2 separate regions of the Mus musculus genome follow, and region 2 is linked to region 1. The links are chromatin loops, found by intact Hi-C in ENCODE. Cell type or tissue: heart. All regions are shown on one strand. Links, peaks and the distances in the headings refer to the core of each region. The heading gives the core; the rest is flanking DNA.

Region 1 (8,287 bases), core at 1,552-6,551:
CCCACATTGGGATAAAGCTATAATCTTGAGGCAGCTGGACAGGTTCATTACCCATGAGCAAAGTTATGCTGGTCCTGTTTCTTGGACAGGAAGCCATTAGCCTGTAGGATCGCGTCAGGGCTAGTGTTTCTTCAGCAGTCACATCTTCCACCACATAGAAGGACCTGGAAGAAAATGTCAGACTTGACTGTTTAGAATTCAACCTAAAATCAAACAAGTTATGAAGCATGAGTTGTCCTCCCTAGGTTTCTTACACGATTCCACATCCCCTGCCACGCCCCACCACCCCCCCCCCCCCCACCAGAAATTACCTGGATGGCCCACCTTGATTGTGACTGGTCCCTCAGCACAGATGAACTGCAGCGCACACTAAGAAAACAGGGACAGAACTGTCAAGGCAAGTAGGGTGGCTGAAGCACGGAAGGACAATGTCAGCTGTGTCTTGGGCCTCCATGTTCCGGGTCTTGCCTTGGTCGTCTGGGGTTTATTTCCATGCCAGCGACGATGCAGTGCTTGGGTGGGAACGGGTGGTAGTTAAGATTGTCCAGCTAATCACAGCCTCCCCACCTCAGATCAGTAACAGCAGCGCGTGCCCAGATGCGCACCTGTCAGACGGACCCGCCTGGGAGTGGAGTCGAGGCTGTTCTCTGCTCTCGTGCATGTTTTGTTCTCTATTCGACGATAAGCGTCTTCAAACAGGGACTGTGCAGGTTGGGGAATCCCCAGGGCTTAGCAGATCAGTGTGTGTAAAAGTTCTGTCTGAACACGAGCGCCAAGTGAACCAAACAGCTCGAGGCTCCATCGGGGAACTGGCTACTACAAAGTTCTGCCACATTCTTGGATCTCATTAAAGATACGCCCTTCTAGTGAGTTTCATGTTGGAATTAAATCCATGAAGCCTTTACCTCATTGACACATTTAAGGGTCCGTGACTTACTGGAGTGTATTTGTAACAGACAGACCTACAATATCCTAATTTTGCTGAATATTTAGCAACTTTGGTTTATGTATAAACAAGATAATGATTTAAGTATTGTTTAGATGTAACTCGTGGCCACTCAAATTAATTGATTACTTATTAAGACTCTCAGCCTTGAGTAGTAAAAGCAGAGGCTGACAAGATAGGCAGGGCCCCTGAAGCCCGGGGAAGTCCCCTGCAGGAAGGAAGTCCCCAGCCACAACCCAGGTCACAGGGGCTGAATTGACAGTTTACATGTTAGAGAAGCTAGAAGTCTTGTTGGTGGTTCGAGGATAGCCAGACCTACAAAGAGAGACCCTGTCTCGAACTACAAGCAAGCAAAAGAAGTGGGCAGGAGCCAACGTAGGGGTCAGGGACACTGGTGTGGCGATCAACTATAATAATCCGTAAGATTTACTAATGTGTAAGGTAATAAGATTTGGAGCTTAAATCCAAACCGGTGCTCATTGCTGGGATCAAGTCCTTTGTCCCGTGGCATCTGAAGTCTCAGAAGCCTTGGTTCTCCTTATTTGTTTCCTGTCTTTCCTAGTAATGGTCACCAACAGGCAGGCGGACACGACCGAAGCAAGCCTGTTGGCCACACCTCGCACTCACAGAAGTTTAAGTTGTGTTCCGTTCCTGTTGCAGAAAACATATGGCAGAAACCCCGAGATTCGTTCTGTCAGCTGTTCCACTTGAGCCCTCTGGGACTCGGGGACTTGGGACACATATGTGCTGACATGTAAAACAAAGAAGTTCTGTCTGGAGTTGTGTGGAGTTGACGTAGCTTCGTTCCCTCAAGCCCAGGCTGGTCACAAAGTCTCATGACTAAAGCATTTCCTTGCAACTGTTTTTGGGTGAACCCTGCTAACTGCAGAGAAGCAGGCCTCTGATGCCTGCACACTTCCTGCTCCTGCTCCCCCCCCCCCCCTCTCTGCAGTGAAAGTGCAGAAATGAGCCTCCTCCTAAGCATTCTCCCTTCGTATGCTCCACCCTTCCTTCCTTCATCAGAGGTGAGACCAACAGTGATTAGGGCAGAAAATAATGTTTTAATTACATTGCAACAACCCCAAAGTAAAACCTTTTCCTATCTTAAACTACAAATGAAGGACTCGTCGTTAAGTACACGAGACAGCAAGAGAACCAGTCACTTTTAGTGCCTGGCCATTGTGAGCAGGTTGGCAACTTTAGAATATGGTTAGTTCTGTGTTTTTGTGAACTGTACTCAGGAGCCCAGTTGTAGACTGGTGGTGAGGTTTGCCAGCTGCAAAGGGTGTTGTTTTCCTAGGGTTAAATGGCTGCTTGGGGTTTTCTGCCGTGCTCCCCATACGGTGGGACACAGTGCCCAGTGACTGTGACCAGTATTTAGGTCATTTCCAGGATGTGGCAAAGGCTTGAGTGCTACAGGCGCTGAGTGGGTTATGTATCCAGTATTAGGGTTCCCAGTGTGTGCAGTGTGCACACGTATTTCTGGGAACAGGAATGATGGGAGTGGGTTTTTGGTGATGCGTGTAGGAGTTCAAAGGGTCAGAAGTTGAGCGTCTGTCTGGTTGGGATTCTTTCATTTTCGCCTGGGGAGAGAATAAGTATTGGCAAGCGAGCGAGGCTGCACAGGAGGCAGATGTCACATCTGAAGGATTATGTCATGTCAGGGAGTGTGTGTCTTACGGGAAGGCATCAAGAAGCCACAGAGGGGCATCGTGGAAAACTTATGGAGAGCAGTAGAAGGAGGTGTGAGCTAGAAGCCGATTTCAAGGCGAGTGGTGGGGTCAGAAGGACTACTGACCACTGATTAGGAGGCTGCAGATACAGCAAGGCCACCTGCGGGAATTCCACGGTGGGGTGGAAGGCAAGGGGAGCCAGGCGAGGCTATTTAAATGAATGAAATGCTTGATGTGATAATGGATCAGGATTTCTCTTAACAATCAATCTTGGTTGGGCTGGTATCCATTCACATAGCTCAGGGATCGAGTTTTATCGCTCTGGGTCAATTCCCCGGGCTCTTCTGCAAAGCAGTCTGTGGATCAGGTTGGCTTTACTGAACCATGTGTGCATGTATGCATAAGTGAGAGGCACATATGTAATTAGGGTGGCGTCTGCTGTCAGGCTTTATAGCACACATGCACACAGAGAGACACAGAGAAAGAGACAGACAGACAGACAGAGGCACAGGGAGATGGGGGGGGGGGGGACAGGTTGCCCATGTGATTTATTTTGAATCACTTAGTCAGAGAAATGCAATTTCTCTGTTTGCTTCTTTGTTGGTCTGGGATCAGAAGATTAAGGGTGCCCTTGGCCATATTTCCTTTTTATTTTATGAAACTAGAAGAAGCTGGAACCCCTTTTATAATAATAACCACTATATAATAATAGCCGTTATACAATATAATGCCTTTGGACAACTGGCCTATTATATATTATGAATTAACTTCCAATGTACCATTAATGCATAGTTAAAACATCAACAAAGTCTACTGATTTCTTCGTTCGTTTAAGGCATTTGTAATACTCTTAACAAGCCTTTCATCCTTTGGCAGTTCAGCTTGTCCTGTATACTTTGTGGGTAAGAAATGAAAAGCCAGAGCTATATGTTGACGTTTCCTTGAGTCAGTAAAGCTTGTGCTCTTCTTAACTGTGTGCTGTTATAGGCTGTCACTAATAAGACAGGATGAGTTAGCCAATCAGGTGGTTATTACTAAACATTAGAATCCGCTTTGTCGTTATTTCCATGTGGTGGTTTGTGGACACATCTACATTCCCGGTGCATGTGATTCATCCTCGTGTCCAATCTGGGGTCATATAATTTTGTAAAAAATGACATAAGCATCAGTTGATTGTGCTTGCATTTTTTTATATCTTAGTAAGCATTCTGGTGAAAATGTAACCTTTGTTCTCTAACATTCTTCCATAATTAAATGCATTCACAGAAGATTCCGATCCATTAAAACACTTCCTTCCTGTGACACTGGCGTGAGCTTTACACGGCCACCCCACCCCCACCACACACACCTCGCTAGCACTGCCTCCCTGCAGTGGAGCAGCATCCTGCAGGCTCTGCGCTGGAGCGGCTTGCTCAGACAGGGTGACGTCACCCTCTCTGCCGGCAGTGCGAGGGCGGGGCCACCGCACAGATGTGGAGTTTTATCTCCTGCCCTTTGTGTTCCGGAGCTCTGCCAATTACCTAATGAGTAAAATTCGGTAATTACCACCAAGGCTCGTCAGTAAGAGCAGCTACCAGCTTACTATTTAACATTTTTGCTGTGGTTGCTTTAGAACGCTGCCTTAGTTATTAGTCTTACTTGTAGCATAACCTGTGCTTCCGTCAGCCATGCTTCAGTCTTTCCCACAGGCGATTTTTCGGTTTAATAAATGTAAGGTGGGGGTAGCTGACAGGCTCTGAGACCTACGAGGTGGCTGGGAAGCAGTCTGTGGGTGACTGACAGACAATTCAGAACAAGGCACACGGGCAACTTTATCAGGAGCTCTATCTGTGGAGGAATAATAGGGCTCTTAAATACCATGTTTTCCTAAAAGAAAAAAAAATTAAGTCAGCGAATGATTATGTGAAATTCAAAATGATTAAAATCTGCTAGAGGTCCTGAGTGGATTACCAAAAGAAGCTGTTTTAGTTTTAAACTTACTCTTTTTAACACACACACACACACACACACACACACACACACACACACACACATATATATGTATGTATATGTATATATGTATATATTGTATATGAGTACACTGTAACTGTCTTCAGACACACCAGAAGAGGGCATCGGATCCCATTACAGATGGTTGTTGTGGTTGCTGGGAATTGAACTCAGGACCTGGAAGAACAGTCAGTGCTCTTAACCACTGAGCCATCTTCCCAGCACCAAAAATCTTACCCTTACCTCAGATAATTAGCTTCATCTTAGGTCTTTGTGCACATGTACACGGAAAGTGCTATTGGGTCAACGAGCTGAGTGATGAGTGAGCGCTCACACAACCTGGAGATGTCCCGTGGTGCGGCTCCTCCTGGGAGCAACCAAGATGGAGGGCTGCTGCTCCTTTATTGTTGGTTGATGTTAAAAATGGAAGGCCACCGTGGTGGTCAGTGAGCTCTGTGGCTTGCTGGGAACGGTTCTGTTGGAGTGGCACCGCAGCCCTGACACAGAGTCTGATGACCAAAAGGGCACAGTTGATCTGACCACTGCGCTGTTGGGTTGTTGACATTCCAGCTCCCCCCACCCCCATTCACCCAAAAGATTTCCCATTGTCAGAGACAACTGTGGGATCTCTCCTCCTGGAGCAAAGAGGGTAATTTTCCCTCTTACAGCTGTAATCATGGTGTGACTGAAGGCTAAATACCCAGAGCTGATCTTTTACAGACTGAAATAGAAAGTCCTGGAGGACACTGGGCGAGCGGCGGCGGGGGTGGGGGTGGGGGACGACGGACAGGGACGCAGACTCTGGTAGTTTGTTCCTTTTCACCCGGTACTCAGAGGTTTGGATACTCGCACCTACTTCCGTCTAAAGCGAGTTCCCCGAGTGAGAGGAAGATGGAGGCTATCCATTTGCTGCATGGTTGGCAGCTTCTGAAACAGGAGACATTCGGTGGCGTGGTCTTAGTATTTATCCCAGGCTTACTGCTCCTGGCCAGATAGCATTGTAAACATGTAACACGATCCACTCTGTTGTTTAACATCAGGGTTGAGCTGTCTTAGATGAAACTATTAAGATATTTAATTTACGTATGCACATTTAGAGAAGGGGAAGGAGGGAAGGGGAGAGTGGACTTGAAGCCAGAACTTCCCAGAGCTCTCTTTACACAGTCATCCCTCTGCTAACCAAGGCCTAACTGCAAATGCCCTCTCATGAGCATCCTCAGCACACACATTGTAGGCCTGACCCAGAAAGTAGTGCTTGTCAATCACTCCTTCCCTGGGACCCATCGTGCCCCACAGTAGTGGTTCATGAAAGCCTACACCAGCTTCCTTACCTTTCTGCTCACATTATTGTAGGTTTTATGTAACTTAAACGTTCAGAAAATGGGCACAGCTAAATGCCCCTGATCTTGGTGGTTGCCTTCCTTGCCTGCTGCCCACCTTTTGCCCACCCTCTTCTAACCTCACCAACTTCTCTGTGCGGTCCTTGTCCATCCGCAGACCCTCTTGGTCATAGAAGTAAAAGTGTGGCTACTCCTTGGTCTCTGGGACAGAGATATGGTGAAGAATCTCAGAGGGATCTCTTCTAACTGAGTTTGTAGTGGGTGACCTCCTGTAATCCCAGCAAGAAGAAATGCCTCCAGGAGAAGACCATTGAACCCAGAACCTAAAGCCTTTTAATTCACGAGCCAAGGAAGTCTTAGGTATCTGGCCTTTCTGTACTGTAGTCCAGAACCCATGGAGTATAGCAAAAAGCTGTTTATTTTTAATTTCTAAGAAAAATTATTTTTAAACAGCTGCACACTCTGACTTCATAAGTATTCTCTAGGGCATAGACAAGAACCTGGGTGAACATTGGCTTGTTGGACGTGTCTGTTCGCGACCCTGAACAGTAGAAAAGGATTTCTCTTGTCAGACATCTTTAGGTTTGACCTATAGCTGCAGGTCACTCCATTCTCACTGGGATCCCCCAGCTTATGAGCCTTCTCATCATCTGCATTGGCTACAGGCTGTCACCAGCCTGACGCCACTGCCTTAGCTGTACCGCCATCTTTACCACGAGCGGTACTGAATTAAAGTGGTACTGAGTTACCTCGATGGATGGGGAGCTGCTGAGATTAGCTTGAATTTATTCAAGAGCTCTGGAGGCACTGGGGTGAAATTGTAGCCCTCTGGCTCGGGTATCTGCCATCTAGAAACCAGAACTGCTTCTCAGTCTGGTGGGTTGCCAGCACACAGCCATGGCGGTTCACACAGAAAAGTTGGTGCACTAGAAAGTGAAGTGGCCTGGTGACCTGAAGACCTGAGCTCTGGCTCAAGTCTGTTATTCCCTGGCTGGGTCATGCCAGAAGTCCTCTCAGGGCTTTGGTCCTTGCTGCCTGCCTCTGCCTCAGGAATGCTGGGATTAAAGGTGGCTATTGCCACCTGCCTGGCTCAGATGCTTGATTTTTTTTTTTTTTTTTTTTTTTTAGAAGGGCCACAGGGAACTTGTGTTTCATGTATGAGGCTTGGGAAAAGCTGGAAGCTTGGGCCACTGACTCTGATACTTAGTCTGAGGACTCTTTCTCCCAGATTTCTCCTCTCGGTTTCACATACCACAGTGCAGTCCTGAGCATGTAATCTAGTTTGGCCTTACACTGGGCTCTGTCCTCTCCACCAGCCAGAATAAAGTTAGAGCAGTGAATTCAACATCATGCGCTTCTCCAAGTGCACATCCCCGGATTTGATTGAATTCGGGTGCCTTGACCTAAGGGCCCTCCTGTGTTAGCTTCCTCGTTGCTGGGATTACAGTTGTGTGACAGCGTGCCCGCCTGGTGAGAGACTGTCTATCAGAATATGAGAACTGGGCCAGTGAGCACACTAGAACTCCACTTATTTAATACTCTTTACTTAGACCACATCTTTTACCAGTTGTGAACATGAAAAATAATGTTTCAGATCTTTTCCTTGTACTATTTGACAAAAATGGAAGGAAAAAAAAAAAAAAACCAGGCCTGGGGGAGCTGTCTTGTGTTTCTCTGAGAGTATGTTAGTGATGGCAGATGCAGCTCTGGTTGTAATGGGCATTCAGCCCTAGAATGGTGACCTCCCTTAGAGTATCCTAAGGCATGAGCACGAGGGAGAAAATCTTTCTCCCACGTTCCTAGGTGGGTGCTCTCCTGGTGGGCGGGCTGGGCATATTTAGGCCGCAGCTCACTCTACTTACGCATTGGCTTGTCCTAAGTTGTAGGCAGTATTCTGGCCTCTCGTAAAATTGAAAATTGTTCCCTGGCTTTCTAAGATTTTCTGTTCTTCAGTCCATGGCCTTGGCCACCTCGGAAATTGGAGTGGCAACAGGCTAGCTTAGTCATTGATGCTCTTCTTCGGGGTATAACCCAAAAAGCTTAGAAGGAGCGAGCCAGGAGGGAGCACTGGCCAGTGTGGGCTGTGCATAAGCCCCTCTGTGTGCCAGGCAAGTACTGCTATTAACCAGGCTGAGGAGACTAAGAGTAGGCATCGAGCTCCCTCTAGAGGCTTTGCTGGGCTACAACAAGCAGACTTTTCCAAAAAAAAAAAAAAAAAAAAAAAAAAAAAGCTGCCAATGCCAATGCTGCAGCCTTCTCTGGCAGTTACCTAAATTCCACAAGGTTAAAAGGAAGATTTGGCAAATGATTGGAACTGATTACATATTGTGTCTTCCGGG
Region 2 (8,287 bases), core at 1,832-6,831, 78 kb before region 1:
GCGTGTGTGCGTGTGCTGAAGCCTGAGGAGCCCAGAAGAGGGTGTTGGGTCCTTAACTGGAGTTGCTAGTGCCATGAGTGGCCTAATGTGGGTGCTAGGAACTGAACTTGGGTCCTCAACAGTAGTGTGCTCTCAACTGCCGAGCCCTCTCTCTGATCTGGGTCCGAGTATTTGTAACATAAAATTAATTTTATGCTTGTTATAGAACTATTCACCTTTCCTTATGGTTGATTTCAGGAGTACCGTGTTTAATTTTTGTAGACCAGCCAGCTGCCTTTGCGTTACTGGTGTATTGCGTTCCAGTGTTGTATACATGTGTGCCTATCCTCCTGTTCCTCTCACCCCTTTGACTGATGCTCACTTTGGTGGTGGGTGCCATGGTTTTGCTGTGTTTGCAGATTGAAATGCTAAATTCATGCCACTACTGTGAGTATTGATCTTTGCTCCAGGGATAATGTATTGAAGTAGAAACAAGTTGGAAATGTCACCAAGAAACACAAGTCTGTCTGGAAGACATCCTAGGGCAGGCTTTGTCCGTAGGTTGGGGGAAGAGTCATTCTAGAGGGAGCGCTCCACAGCTTCCCATCCTTGAATGATGCTCAGCCCCCAAGGCCCGAAGGCCGCCCCGCTGGCATGCGTGCTCTGCAGCCCGTGTCCCCAGAGATCTCCTCAGAGTAGAACGCCACCACTGCTGTTTGATCTTTGCCATTTAGCTGTGTTATTTGAGATGAATGTATGGATTAACTTTCCTGGCCTTTGCTTTGGGCTGAATTGGAGAGAGCTTTAGATACCTGGGCTTGCTTGTGTTCCCCTCTTCTATGATAATCTCAGGGCATTGTGTCTGCCTAATTTGTTTGTTTCTCCTTTTTGATGAAAATTCCCCCATTTTTATTTTTACACTAGCTTAATTTTCTGTTTCTGTGATAAGACACCTTGAACAAATGCAGCTAAGGATGGAAAGGGTTCATTTCAGCTTACCACATCTTGGTCACAGTCCATCCCAAAAGGAAGTCAGGGCAGAAACTCAAAGCATAAATCTGGAGGCAGGAGCTGATGTGGAGGCCATAGAGGGGCATTGCTTACTGGCTTGTTCTCCATGGGTTGCTCATCCTGCTTTCTTACAGCACCCAGGACCACCTGCCCAGGGGCGGCACTGCCCATAGTCAGCACTCCCACATCTGTCATTAGTCAAGAAAATGCTGCCTCAGGCTTGCCCACGACCAGCCTGGTGGGGGTCCTTTCTCAGTTGAGGTTTCATCTTCCCCAGTGACTCTAGCTCATATCAGGCTGACGGAAAACTAGCTGGTACTTGTACTGTAACCTTCTTCCTGCTGATTTTTTTTTTTTAACTGCTCAAGAGTTGTTTTTTTAAGACCTCTTTCCCTTTCAGTGAGTCTATCTGTGTCTTTTCCCCATGGAGTCCAGATTTTACTCACAGTGACTCAATGAATAGTGTGTTTGAAACGTGAGAACCTTGGGTTGGCTTGTGACTTTGCCACTGAGTCTTAGAAAAGAAAGTTGCCTTGTCTTATAAATTCTATACATTGGTTTCTCTTGTGGGCAATTATCAAGCCTTTGACATTCTTTTTATTACGCTGGAGTGTTCGCCTTAGTCTCATAAAACACGTGGTGGAATGCAGTGTAACTGGTTTGTTGTAATTCCAAGCAGTAGTAGGTAAGGAAAAGGTTTCCAAGTGTAATTGTAATTTCTTTTATTGGATTTATCCTGACTTTATTTATTTACTTATTTACTAATTTATTAGAAAGACCACCTACTAGTAGATTCAAATCTACCTTTGGAACTTTGAAAGCTATGGCTTTTTTTTTTTTTTGGTTTTTCAAGACAGGGTTTCTCTGTTTAGCCCTGCCTGTCCTGGAACTCACTTTGTAGACCAGGCTGGCCTCGAACCCAGAAATCTGCCTACCTCAGCTTCCCAAGTGCTGGGATTAAAGGTGTGCGCCACCACACCCGACTTGAAAGCTATGGCATTTTAGAATTAACTTGAAAATATCTGTAAGTTGGTGATATTTGGGTAGTATAGTAATGCAGAAATGAAGACTAGGCTCTGGTAATTAAAGCACTTAAGGAAGGGTTTATTATTCAGAGCTGAAGGTGGACAGTGTTCACAAAGCAGGAAGCTGTTTTGAGAATCAGGGCTTCAGGGATGTAACAGAAAATAGACAGTGCTTCTGAACTGGACGGCGAGACTGGGGCACTTAGGTACCTTAGGGACGATCTGTGGAGCTCACTTGTAGGCTAGGAGTGAGTATTCCAGATGTTAGACAGACAGATGGACTTTCTGTCTTTGCAACACGCCCTGGAAGGCTTTTGTTTTGTTCTGTTTCATATGAGATGTGGAGAAGTTGAGAACACTGGTGCGTTGCAGTGTTTATCATAGAGAATATCCGGCTTCGCTCGCGTCCGCGTCCATTCGCGTAGATTATGAGGAGACGCTTTGGGTTTTGCATGCAAGTTTCCAGTTATTTTGATTTTCTTCTTTAACTTTGCACCATTATCCTTTGATTTAGTTACTGATTAAAGTCTTTGATGATCATTTATTTAAGGCACCTAGTGAGCACAGAGTATGTGCTAAATAATCAATAAAACAAAGACATCTAGTAAAGTTGGTTTTCGGCCCTTGAAATAAAATGCCTTATTGTGTGTATGTGTGTAGGTAGAAAACTATATTTTAAATTTTTAGTTATTTTTTATGTATATGAGTGGTTTGCCTACACAAATGTTTGTGTATCACATACATGTCTGGTGCCTGTGGAGGCCAGAAGAGGACATCCAATAACCAGTTTGTATTTAGCAAAAATTATATACATAGCAAATTACCACAGTGTTGTTAAAAAAAACAACAAAATACTGCTATTATAAAGTGATCAGTAACATTACAAGGAAAGCTTGTTGGTGTTGCCTCTGTTGCTATTGCTTGGGCAATTTTTAGACCTGAGCTTCTCTCATTAAAAGATTCGGGAGTGAGATGAGGAGGGGGTAGGAGAGAGAAAACAAGGGGCCACCATTAGGTTTTGAATAAATGTGTAACCAAGTAGCACCCAAACATTTTTTAAAAAAGATTAAAACAGTATGAAATGAAAAACTCAGAAGTAGCACTGCCAGGACAAATCTAGCTTCCTGCTTTAAACTGAGCTAAATTACAAAGTCACTAAATTCACTGTCATACCCAGTGACAGGGACCCTGTTGTCTTGGACACAAAGGCTCCTGTCTTCTGAGTGACAGTCACCCTCAAGTGGCAGTTGACCAGTATGCAAAATGAAGCCCTTTCTATTGCAGAACTGGATTAATGGAGTGGGGCACTTAACAATGGCTGATTAAGCTACAACACAGCCAGGCAAAACCCAAAACCCGCTTGTGGTTGCAGTAAGGGGAGTCACAGTGTCAGTGTTGTGACTGCGCACTGCGTTCCCACTAGCAAAGCCTCTTTAAAGGCCATTGGGTTCAGTTAGGCTGCTGGAACTCAGAGCAGGGCAGCAGGAGTGGTAAGATTTCCTTCTAGAGGCTAGATACATCTTGTGAGAGCAAGTATGGATTTGCAGATCATATCAGTGTACAGAATTGAGGCAGGCGTTGCACTCGTGATACTTCTGCAGGGACCAAGAGTGGACTCCAGAAGAGCTGATCTCCATAGGATCTGTGGAGATGTAGGTGGGATGGAGAGTCACTGGAGCCTGCATTGTGGGGTGCAGTGAGCCTCTCGAAGAGCTTCCAGGCTATATCCAAACTTTGCAAGGAACACACACACACACACACACACACACACACACACACACACTCCTCCCTAGTTACCTTAGACCCTTAGCTTGGTGATATTTTCAGCTAGTTATTCACTAATAAAAATCACCATTAGAAGGAAAAATCATGTCTCTTGAAGGCTGTTAGGAGAATCATTGTATTGGAGGATGACAGGTAATGCTCCAACATCACCCATTGATACTCATATTTCACTCTGGCTTCCTGTGTGCTTATTATCAACCGACCTAGAAGTTGTGAGGCTTTGTTTGGTTCCACATATAAGTCAGAATTGCCTGTGTCTGACTTGTTCTCCAGGGCTGGTGGGTTTAAGGAGAGGCCCTGACATTTGTGTGTCTTGGTTGTGCTGTTAAAATACAGTAAAGTGCCGGGCAGTGGTGGCACACACCTTTAAATCCCAGCACTTGGGAGGCAGAGGCAGGCAGATTTCTGAGTTTGAGGCCAGCCTGGTCTACAGAGTGAGTTCCAGGACAGCCAGGGCTACACAGAGAAACCCTGTCTCGAAAAAGAACAACAACAACAACACAAACAAAACAAAACAAAACTGGTGGAGGTGGGTTATTAGTTCCCAAGTTGAGTTCGTGCACAGTAGTTCCTAAACTTTTGGCACCTGACTTAATAGATTCTTGGTTACTGCAGTGAAACTGGGAATTTAGCTAATCCCGGAGGGAGCTGGCAACATTGCCTCCCTCTCCCATAGAGGAAGGCTGTGAGGGGAGGGGCTGGCAGGCCCATAAATAGCTGCTCAACCTTGTTTCCTTTTCCTGTTTGTCTGTGAAGGTCTACTTTGCACCAGTCACCTTTAGCATACTTTGTGGTAATAAAAGATGGATGAACAGCTCTGAACTCTCTCAGAATGCTGGCTGTTTAGATCGGTTAGGCGACAGCACACTTGGATGCAGATTCAACAGAGCTTAGGGTCCTCCTGTTAAGAACTTGTCCTTAAAAAAGAGCCTGTTCATTCTGAAGGGAGCAGTCACAGAGCAGAAGGAAGCGGCACACCTGTATCTCCAGGTTCTTGGGAGGCAGATGTGGGAGAGGAGCTAGCCAGCAGGTGATGACTAAGTTGGATAATAAAGTGACACTCAGAGTCAGAGCTGTCCTTGTCATGAGAACTAAGCATTCAAACAGATGCAGCATCTGGAGTAGGTGCTTCCATTATGAAGGACAGAGAAGGAAGTATACCTGTATTTTACGAATTTCTAATGGAATCCAGCCTTTCAACTGCCTAGCTGACACAGAACTTTCAGTAGCGTCTCTGACTAGCCATCCGTGGGTATCATGGTATTTTCCAAACTATGCTAGCTGTCGCACATCTCAGAACCTAAGCTCGTTTGTTACTTGAGAAATGTAGCACTTAATAAACTAACAGAGCTTTTTATTTCACTAATGAAACATTACATCGCTTTAAAATCTTCTGATTATTTTTGAAGATGTAATTGGGCCCCTCTTTAACGTTCTCTGTTTGGTACTTGCTCAGTATTCTGAGAAATGATCTCAGTTTTATTGCACTGAGTCTAGCTGGATGCAGATCCTGTCAGACTGCGCTCTAGGATGATATCACAGCCTTTTCTCAATGGTTATGAGGATCAACTATTGTATAGGAGGAGGTTTCCATTTTCTTCCTGGTTTTCCACCTTTTACCTAGAACTCTGCCCTTTTCTGTATTCCATACTTTGTCTTTCAACATCTTAGAGTAGGTCCCTTTTTTGTTTGCCTTTTGGATAAATTCTACATTCTCTGGAGGTTGAGATTCTAGATGTAACTTGGCATATGAGCTCAGCTGTTCAAGTTATAATCCTGTGTTTCTGAAGTTGAGGATGTAGAAGACTCAGGCCAATGCCCACTGTTACCTAGCTGAGCATTTTAAATAGTCTGTTTTATCATGTAGATAATTACATGATTGTTTGGATATGCCTATAAGTAATAATGTAGCCCACCTCTGGTTTAGTATATTGAAAGTCTATTTATTATGACTCAGCCAAATATTTTAGAGTTATAAAAATATATAGGATGTGTAGACTACAGTCCTGGTTGAAGAGTCACCCCTTATGGTAGAAAAACATTGTGCTCAGTTCACAAGATGTCACATCAGGGTCTTTGGGTCAGAAATATTGACTTCTGAAGATCACAGATAAAGGATTTGGGAACAAGAATCAAGCATGATTTTCATTTACAAATACTTCATGGGCTAAGAATACAGCTTAGTGGTAGACTTGTACTTGGCATGCAGGAAGCCCTGGATTCAGTCTCCAGCAGTGCAAAAACCCTCCCATCCCCCACTCCAAAAAACCAAAGTGAATTCACTACAAAATGGGAATTAAAAGTCCCTGTCTGTGATTTACAGACTTTAAAATTTAGAAACATCGAACTTTTCAAGACTAACCTTTACACGTTTCCAAGCAAATGAGAATCAAACATTTTATTTCTTTTTTAAAAAAATTTTTATTGAGCAGAGCTATTTGAAAAATTGGGTTTAGCTTCTATGGGTCATTAAAGTGTGTGTGTGGAGAGGGCGTGTTTCAAATGCCAGTTATCTGTTTGCACAGCAGGCCCTTTTACCAGTGGAATGTCTCCCTGTCCCTGCCATTGAAGATTTTATACACTTGACAGAATTGATGTTACATATGTTCATGTTAGAAAGGAAACAGCAGAGCTTAAGTTTAGTGTTTGTAAGGGTCTGTTTAGAGCAGCAGAGATAGCCAGGTCATATGCCTGGGTGCTCGCATTATTCTGGTACTTGTGTTGAAAACAGATTAATAATTAATATTCCAATTCAGTGTTTGAAAAAAAATACTTTTGTAAATAATCTTGCACAATTAGGTAATTCTTTTCTTTCAGTGGCTTATATTTCACATGCTCAGTGCCTTCAAAATTCAAAGGACACATTTAACATTTTTTGTAGTGATTGGAAGTTGAGCAGATACTATGGAAAATCCCTTGGTTTTTGAGACAGTCTCACCCTGTAGCTCTGGCTGGCCAGGCACTCTCATAAGCCAGATGGCCAGATCTAAATACATAGATATCTACCTGCCTCTGCCTTCTCTTGCATGGGACCTTGTATGGCCATGCCAGGAGGAAATCCCTTCTTTAGGGAAAGTGTCCAACACAGCCCCTAGTGCCTGGTGTTTCTACACGTCTGCTGTCATCTGACCTGAAACATCTGTCCACATGAGGTCTGAGTGGTCCCGTGCTGGAGCCTCTGTCCTATAGCCTGGGAGAGCACCAGGTGGGAAACTGAAAAAGGAAGAAGAAAAGTAAAAGCAGGTGTGTGTCCTGGAAGGGGCTCTAACGGGCTGCCTGACTAATGGCTTTGCACTCCAGGGGGGCTGAGCAAAGGCCACTCACTCCCATCTCCTGCTGGGAATCGAGAGCCAGCTTCTCTCCCGGCTGCTGCTTTAGGAGGATCTCTTCCTATTAGTTGCTGAGAGCTTGTCTGCTTGAAGGGGCTGCGGAGCATACTCATGCAACCCTGAGACTTGTCTGAAATACCCATCGGCCGGCCCACAATTACAGAAACAAACAAGTTTCTAAATTCCACTGTAACAACTTGGCTCAGTTTCTAATCTGCCTTTGTCAACATGGTCTGACTTTTCTATCTCATTTTATTTAGTATTATAAATCACTGTGTCTGCATGGGTGAGTGGCCGTGTGTGTGTGTGTGTGTGTGTGTGTGTGTGTGTATGTGTATGTGATGTGACCGTTTGTATAAATACGTAATGTACATGAGCTAAGGTCCTCGTACTTTTGCAGCAGCAGTCTACCTAAAATTAAGCCATCCTTTTTAGCCCCCTTTTGTCTATTTGACAGCCACACTGCTAAATGATTTTCCAAGTTCATGGAATAATTCTTTTCCCACTTAAGAAAAGAAAAAAGCCATTCTCCCTCACAGTGCCGCACCTCAGGCAAGGGTTCATTCGGCCTTACTGCTTTAGGTTTGCCAAACAAAAGCCGTGGAGTCGGATATGAGACGTGAGGACCACACAGGAAGGGCTCAGATCAAAGGGGAGGTCATTCCTAGGTGATGGTTTTCAGCCGGAGAATGAAGACTGGAAAGGAGAAGAAAATGAATGACGTTCCGGTTTGCTGACCTGATGATTGCTGAGGTCAGGTTGTTAGTCCTGTGTGCTGGCCTTGTGCTGAGACTGCCCCCTGCCTCCATATGTGGAGTGGTTAGAAAGATCCGTGCTGCTGGGTGTTGGAAAGGTGACAGGTGTTGCTGTCTGGCACTGATATTTGCTCCTGATTATTAAGCTGATCATGGGATGTACTGTCCAAACAGAGATGCTTCTGAGAATGAAACGGGGTGTTGCTGCTAATTATTCTGGAAAAGTAGGCTTAAACTGGAATTGTTCTGTCAAGTCGAGATGGATGGCTGCCTTACTGACTGCAGAGGTGGAGAGAGTCACACTCAGATATTGATGACTCAGGGGTAGTTTTCTGTGACTTATCATCTGCCTTGATTCAGTCCCGGACACATAATGGTGTGGACAGTTGACGAAGAGTGGGTC

What was found. A loop is a pair of places that touch in the nucleus more often than their neighbours do. Peaks named below come from ENCODE experiments on the same cell type or tissue, not always from the same donor. Only the 100,000 strongest peaks of a DNase experiment are listed, where the experiment ranks them.
Region 2: a loop joins it to region 1, with 3 times the contacts of the local background. A loop is called at or near these places in 5 of 42 quality-filtered maps.

The regions. Positions count from the first base shown.
Region 1 is chr15:27,919,538-27,927,824 of GRCm38, reverse strand. The region is part of intron 1 of Trio (triple functional domain (PTPRF interacting)); the gene reads left to right. Among named protein-coding and RNA genes, the nearest start is that of Gm29975, 71 kb to the left of the region's middle. In heart, for the core only: a CTCF peak has its summit at 3,989; DNase peaks (open chromatin) are centred at 1,714 and 4,034; H3K4me3 peaks cover 1,553 bases; H3K27ac peaks cover 2,371 bases.
Region 2 is chr15:27,997,727-28,006,013 of GRCm38, reverse strand. All of the region lies in intron 1 of Trio (triple functional domain (PTPRF interacting)), which reads left to right. Among named protein-coding and RNA genes, the nearest start is that of Gm29975, 6.8 kb to the right of the region's middle. In heart, for the core only: no CTCF peak of the experiment used is centred there; a DNase peak (open chromatin) is centred at 4,483; H3K27ac peaks cover 362 bases.